Regions from separate parts of the Mus musculus genome. Here region 1 is linked to region 2. Evidence: chromatin contacts called from ENCODE POLR2A ChIA-PET data. All regions are on one chromosome and are shown on one strand. The core of a region is the stretch at or near the end of the contact, and the rest is flanking DNA. Distances in the headings are between cores, read along the strand shown.

The links. ChIA-PET counts read pairs that join two places held with the same protein, here RNA polymerase II (POLR2A).
Region 1: POLR2A ChIA-PET joins it to region 2 with 10 read pairs in Patski. The contact joins the promoter of Ap1b1 here to the promoter of Thoc5 in region 2. POLR2A ChIA-PET finds 5 or more read pairs at or near these places in 2 of 5 experiments (Patski and embryonic stem cell).

The regions. Positions count from the first base shown.
Region 1 is chr11:4,984,438-4,988,245 of GRCm38, forward strand. Ap1b1 (adaptor protein complex AP-1, beta 1 subunit) reads left to right here and starts at 2,387. Exons shown (of 21, transcript NM_007454.3): 1 at 2,387-2,614.
Region 2 is chr11:4,893,362-4,897,194 of GRCm38, forward strand. It overlaps Thoc5 (THO complex 5), which reads left to right and starts at 1,982. Exons shown (of 20, transcript NM_172438.3): 1 at 1,982-2,017. Nipsnap1 (nipsnap homolog 1) reads left to right here. Exons shown (of 10, transcript NM_008698.3): 10 at 1-840.

The DNA of each region.
Region 1 (3,808 bases), core at 1,137-3,636, 91 kb after region 2:
AATGACACTTGTGGGCCCTCTAGTGGACACAGAAGTGAAGAACACTGTTTAATTTGTCCAAATTAAGTCTATCTTGCTATCTACCAGGAATTTGGTACCAGGACCAAAATCCCTGAAGGTCCAAGGTCCTGATATTGAAATACGATATTTTCATAGTGCCTAAATGTATCCTTCTCTATACTTTAAGATGTTGCTGAATGACGTATATAATATGTAACGCGGAGTAGATACTATATAAAGAGCAGATATACTGAAGGCTGGGGACATGGTTCAGTTAGTTAGCTCTAACTATCAAGTGCTCGCTTACTCTCAGGGAACCTATTATACAGTGGCCTCTCTCGAGGGAATGGAGGGTCTAGCAGGGAGAAAAGCTGGCTGAGACCCTTTATAAGGAGCAGGCAGGGGCGCAGACTTGGGCTGAGGAAGTTCATGCAGTTTAGGGGCTATGTGCAGGTTTGTGGTCTCCCTTTCCTGGAATTGTCTGCTTCAAGTAAGACAGATAATCTTGGGAAACAGGCTGTCTCTTCAACATTCTTCTCTGGGCTAAGCAAGGTCAGCTGTAATCTCATACAAATCCTGTTTTTAAAACCAAGACACTTTATCAAAAATATTTTACCAATGACAATTTCCGGGTGTTACTATTATCCTGTGTCACCATTGAGGGAAGCGGGGTGAAGGGTAAATGGTATTCTTTTTGTTGTTGTTTTGTTTGTCTTTGAGACATTGAGACAAGGTTTCACTGTTGTAACTTTGGGAATTTTCTATGCAGACCAGGATGGCTTTGAGCACACAGAAATCTACTTGACTCTGCTTCCCAAGTACTGGAATTACTGGCATGCACCACCAAGCCTAACCTTTGCCCTGGATGTCCTGAAATTCTGTCTGTAAACCAGGCTGGTCTCAAACTTTGGAATCCATCTGGGATTAAAGGTGTATGCCATCACTACTTGGCAAGATTTATTTATTTTATTTTATGTTCATATGTGCATGTACCTGTGCTTGCATGGTCAGAAGAGGGTTTTAGATCCTCTTGGACTATAGTCACAGATGCCATGAGCTGCCATGTGGGTGCTGTGAGCTGCCATGTGGGTTCTGGGAATGAACCCCTGTTATCTGGAAGAGCAGCCAGTGTTTTTAACTGCTGAACCATCTCTTCACCCCAGCATCTGGAATTCTATTTTGTCTATTTTATCAATTTGCCATAACTATTTTATCAATTTGTCATAATTATATTATGACAAAACTTTAAAGAATGTAAAAACAGCTGGGTGTGGTTGTGCACACCTTTAAACCCAACACTGTGAGACAGAGGCAGGCAGACTTCTGCTTGGTTTTTCAGTTTCCAGGTCAGCCAAGGTGACAGCGATTCAGTTGTTAGAGTGCTTGCATAGGATGTAAAAGCTCTGAGTTAGATCCCAGCACTACATAGACCAGGCATGATAGTACATCACTGTGAGCTCAACAATGGGGCTGGCTTGGGTTACACAGCAAGAGCTTGTCTCAAATCAATAACACACAAATAATAAAATAAAAAGGCAGACATATTACATCTAGGAGGATAACCAAGTGTTAAAAAACGATTTTCTCAGGAGCCTACGTGTTTTGGTTTTGCCTTTTTTCCTTACTAATATATTTCTTTTTTTTTTAAAAAGAATTATTTATTTTGTGTGTATGAGTACAACACTGTCGCTGTCTTCAGACACACTAGAAGAAGGCATGGGATCCCATTACAGATGGTTGTAAGCCACAGTGTGGTTGCTGGGAACTGAACTCAGGTCCTCTGGAAGACCAGCCAGTGTTCTTAATCACTGAGCCATCTCTCCAGCCCCCACTAATATATTTCTTTTTTTCTGCAATGCAGATATTATTGGTTTAATAAAAATGCTAGAATAGAAGTTTTATAATGTTTTAAAGGGGATGAACACAAGTTATCTATTAGAAAGAGAAAATTAATAGGACCAAAGTCAGGAATGAAATGGCTGTATCAGTTGAGGTCTCACTGTGAAGTATCCCTTGGATAAGAAGTCTTGGACGTAGCTTATGTTTTCCTTTTAGAACAATGAATTTTCCAAGGGCAGCAGAAAAAGTCTCGTTTTAGCCTAGCAGACAGGCGCAGTCCAGCAGCTGATCAGATTTGTAGCTCCGACTTTCCCTTTTCCTAAGACAACGTTGGCCTCAGTCTTCCCATCTGTAACTCAGAAAGAGATGAACTTTAAAGTCTTCCAAGACCCTTTCGATTCCATGGTGTTTGAGAGGGAGCCTGGCCAGGGATTCTGAGCAAGGGTATCCCAGCCTGAACTTAGCCGCTTGGCCCGCCCAGGCCCTCAATTCTCATAAAAGCCGGCTCTGCTAAGGCCCCGCCCTTCCCACACAGGCCCCGCCCAACAGGTCCCCAGCCCCTCCCGCCAGGTTGCACCCTCGACCCCGCCCCCGGGGTGTGCGTCCACCGGAAGTTCCGCGCACGGGCCTCTTACTTCCGCTCGGCAGGTGACAGCCGTGGAGCTTGGAGCCGCCGGCTGCTGCGACGCACCGGAGGAGAGGGAGGCGGAGGCTGCGGACATTTTGCTGCTGAAGCGAGCCGAGCCGCGGCACCCGGAGCCGTTTGGATTTGTGGGTGAGGAAAAAGGCAGCCCGGCGAGATAGGAAAACAAACAAACCCGAAGGGGTCCGAGGAGTGGGGGGGGTCTGCGAGGTCAGAGGTCACGGAGAGGACGCTGCGCTGGAGGGTTGCGAGCCGCGAGAGGGCGAAGGTGAAAGGCCTGCGTGCTCATTCATTCCCGACGGCTTGGCGGCCCGGCGTCAAGCCGTCCGTCATTTCAGGTCCGCAGTCCGGTTCGGAGAGACTCCTGCACTTAGGCCTCCCCTGCGCCCTGCTTGTCCCTTCCCACTCCTCGGCCAACCTCAGGCCTCCTCGTTCAGGGCCTTATCTCTTAGCCGCCGCCCCCCCAAAACGGGGCAAACATCTAGAAATGGCCTTCTGCCACCCGCCCCTCGTCCTTTGGATCCTCAGGGACACGTTGACAGAATGGGAGCACTTGTCTTAGTTCTAACACCACAAGAATGTCTTGTCACTGGTTCTCCAGCCCTTCCTGACTTCGAACCTCTGTGCTAAGCACTTTGTGTACTGAGCTCACAGCTGCCTCTGTAAGGTAGCTACTGTTGCTTTCCCCCTCTCACTCGCGAGGACACCGAGGCACGGGAGGTTAAATGACACACGGAAGGTCATTCGAGTAGTAGAGGCAAAATCAGGCTTCCTATGTAGGTCTCCAGAGACCTTCAAAGCTCGGGGAGAAAGGCACCTGGAGCTGGCTTGGGGTCTAGAAGTGACTTGATATATTGTCGCCAATATATTGTGTGAGTTGGTGTCAGGATGCAGCCTTCTCACCTGTCGTCTGATCCGATGTTTAGGAGGAGCTGTTGATACACTTTCAACTTAGGAGGCTGTTCGGCCAGGTTGTTTTTGTCAGTGTTTTGGCTCTCAGGTCTTCCTGCCTATTGGGCTATTCTTGGAATTGATATCCAGACAACCCCTTCATCCCGTTTGCACTTTATTCGTTTTGCAGTAAAGAGGGGAACAACGGGGCCCCTTGGGGGATCTTTTGGTCCTAGGTTCTAGGGGAACAGGCCCACAGGATGGCCTTTGGCCTGTCATGGTGCCTGGGATGACTGGTCTGCGTGGGAGATGGGAAGGCGACTTGGTACCTGGGGTGTGAGCCTCTTTTCCTTTAGAGACATTTTGTTGCTCCTTCCTTATACCTTAGTTTCCCTGACAGCAACACAAGAGAGACTTACTATCTTCCTACTTCCT
Region 2 (3,833 bases), core at 732-3,231:
CTCTCCCATGCTGGATGAAGAAGTTCTTAACTTCCCAAGCTGCAGAATAGCAACCTTTTAAGCTTTCACACACTTTCCTCTTAAGATCCGTCATCTCCAGGACATAAGTCCCCAGCTCCCAACTGTGGCCATGGCTTAGTTGCATAAAAGCAGGCATGACTGGCTGTTAGGAGGTATGGTGTGAAAGGGTATCAGTCCAGGTATGGCCCGGGAACTCTCTGGTGTCTACTTGTTAAAAAAGCAAGCCTGAGTCTTTAAAAAAAAATAAATAAAAATCCTGGAACTGCCATAAAGTCTGAAGTCGTGACAGTCAGGAGGAAATCCAGAAGTTATCAGTGTCAGTAGGTGGTCCAGAAGTCTACTTAAAGGGCTAGGAAAAGGGTGGGAGTGGGAAGGATCTGGGTACATGAGACAGCCTTGAAGCAGGAACCCTTCACAAGTGGGCACATAGGATTCAGAATTTAAAATACAGAATTGGGAAGACAGGACAGAGGTGACAGAGGATCTTAAGGGAGCACCCTGTTCCTAGACAGATGGAGAGGCGTATCCATGTTTTCCTACATAATGTGGTTAAAACTTGAATTTGTGCTTCAGCTCTTCTGTACTTCTTCCTTCCTACAGGCAAAAACACAGGCTGAGACCTATAGTTCCATCAAATTCTTTCTTTCCCTTCTTGACATTGTCCCCCAAACCCTCATTTTGCAGAAACACTAGGTCTGTGGAGTAGGTTGTGATTCTGGGGTCTCTTCAATGACCCCGGTACCTCATGAACCCCTGCTTAGCATGGTTGTGCTACCATCCAGGAGAATGTTGATGGAACCAAATTAAATATTTACTGTACGTTGTGGTGTTGTCTTCATCTACAAGGAATCTCAGTAGTTGTCTAAGGCAGGGCAGCTTCCAGTTGGCTGAGGGTTACACTGGCTTTGATCTCTTAGGGAGACCGTCTTCATCTTCGTCCCAGAGCAAGAAAAGGAGCTGTTTCGGCGCCACAAGGTATTCAATGTTCATGTTTGCAGACAACCAGAATTTACTCCAGAAATGCCAGGCATAGGAAACATCTGAAGCTTACAGGTACTGCACTAGAGTCTTGGGGGAAAATAAAAAATCAAAACAAAACAAAACAGTGAAGCAGGAAGCAGGTGTAATATAGGATTATGCCCCTGCCTCAGTTCCTTTCTGGGTGTAGTGACTCCGATAGTATCAAGAAGTTAGAGTGGGGGGGGGGGGCGGTGGTGGCACACGCCTTTAATCCCATCACTTGGGAGGCAGAGGCAGGCAGATTTCTGAGTTGGAGGCCAGCCTGGTCTACAAAGTGAGTTCCAGGACAGCCAGGGCTATACGGAGAAACCCTGTCTCAAAAAACAAAAACAAGGGCTGGTGAGATGGCTCAGTGGGTAAGAGCACCCGACTGCTCTTCTGAAGGTCCAGAGTTCAAATCCCAGCAACCACATGGTGGCTCACAACCATCCGTAAAGAGATCTGACTCCCTCTTCTGGAGTGTCTGAAGACAGCTACAATGTACTTACATATAATAAATAAATAAATCTAAAAAAAACAAAACAAAAATTTAAAGAAGAGTCAGGCATGGTGACACCTGCCTAAGTCCAGCGAGTCCAATGCAGGCGGATCGTAGTGACCAGCCTGATCTATATAGCGTTCAAGACCCGCAAGTGTGCTATGTAGTGAGGCCCTGAACAAAGTCAGAAGACAAAATCCACTCCTGTTCAAATGATAGCACAGCGACACTTGTGCTTTCTTGAGATACCACAAACTCACTCGAGTGAGTCGGCGGAGGGCCCACTAATTCACACTCCGGTGAAGGGGCACGAAGCACAGACTTGGACATTATCGCCCCAGTTTCCCAACTTAATAGAACTAGACTCGCCCCTTCCTTGCTTCCCAAGCTGCATCTGGCCTTCGTGTCTCACTTCCGGCCTGTGGCTCTCTTCTTCCGCTTCTCTATGGTCGCGAGCCGGAAGTGGCTACCCGGCTGGAAGGCGTGAGGAGCATTCTGGTGAGCGAGGGTAGAGGGCTGCTGGCTGGGGCTGCAGGTCCTCGCTGGGCGATCCGGGCTTGATGTGCAGACGGCACGGAGCGTGTCCGCGGGCTGGGGTCCTCACCTGTCGGGGTCCCCCAGGCTCGTGGCGGTTTTCTAGGAACTAACCGGAGCAGCATCCTCTGTCCCCATTGTAGTCTCCCGAGAGTGCTGCTGCTGGTGGTGACCCTCGTCGATGGTCCTCTTGGGCGTGTGGCAAACGCTCCTGGGTGGCGGTTGGCTTTCCCGGGTTTTCCGTGCCACCCTTGTGGGTTTTGTCAGATGAGTCCGCCACTCGTTTACCTGTCACCGGCAGCCTCCTGCGGTCCTCTGAGAGAGGCGTTACCATCGTCGCGCCGCACCAGACTCCAAGGAGTCGCAGAAAAGAGCTTTTATTGCTGGAGCAGAAAGGCTGAGAGCGCGAAGTGCGGACGTTACAAGGGCAAAGAAGCTTGGCTTGGCTTTTCTTTATGTTGTCCGCTCTATTTCCTAGCTAGCTGGCTGGACTTAGTGTATTTGCTTCATTAAATATTTTGCTTATCTTAATTTCTAAGAAAAGGAAAACAAGAATTTTTTTTCTTAAGTTATACTGCAAAGGGCTCGGGCAGTAAGAAGAGGTGCCACCTGCTCCGTTTTAATGAAGATTTTAAATGCAGTCACTATAGTCCTGTCTGTCTGGCAGCTTCTGTAGTCCAGGTTGGCTTCACATTGGTAAAGATCCCTCTGCCTCAGTCACTCAAGCTCTGTGATTCCTGATATTTACCACTATCCTGTCTCACAGCCCATCCGCCCCTCCCCCCTTTTTTCTTGGAGACGAGATTTTATTATGTAGCCCAAACTGACTTTTGAACACATTATATAGCAAAAGCTGATCTGGAACATCTCGTCAGCCAGCTCTCAGTCTGACCTGTTCTCATTGCAGGCATGTCCCGCCACACAGTTTTATGCAGTCCAGGAGATCAAACACAGGCGTTTGAGTATGCTAGGCCAGCACTCTACCAGCTGAGTAATATTCCCAACTTCACAGTCACTTTTTAAACCTATAGTTACTTTGGTAGAAGAAAACTTGGGTCTGGTCTGCATGCCATAAATAGGAAATGGCTTCCACTTGTCTTATGATATTGATATAACTGCATAGTATACATAGTATGATGAAAACATTTATTAATAAATTCTGTCTTGGTTTCCTTGTCTAAGATTCTGAGAGAGAATCCATTTCTTTTTAAATTATTTTTATTTTATGTACATCGGTGTTTTGCCTGCGTGCGTGTCCGTGTGAGGTGTTAGATCTTGTAGTTACAGTCAGTTGTGAGCTGCCACGTGGATGTTGGGAATTGCAGCTGGATCCTCTGGAGGAGCAGTCGATGATGCTCTTAACTTCAGAGTCATCTCTCCAACTTGAGAATCTATTTCTCACAAGAACCTTGGTGTTTGTAAATATTAACAATAAACTAGGAAACTTGAAGTAATTAGACATTTCGTTTGTGATTTTTGTCTCACTGTGTAGACCAGGCTGTCCTCAACCTCACAAAGATCCACTTGCTTCTGCTCTCCACTCCTGGAGTGCTGAAATTAAAGGCATGCGCCCTCACAGCTGGCCAGAAAAATGACAGCACAGCACTGTGACCCGTAGCTATAATCTCAGCACTGTTGAGGCTGAGGCAGAGGGGTCTCCAGTTTGGAAGCAGTGTGAGCTACATAGACTTGTCCAAAGAGACGGCGGGCAGGTTGACCTGTCCTCTGGTGTTTAGCATAATGCAGAGTCACTCCAGATCCACCCTGAATCGAGTTCCTC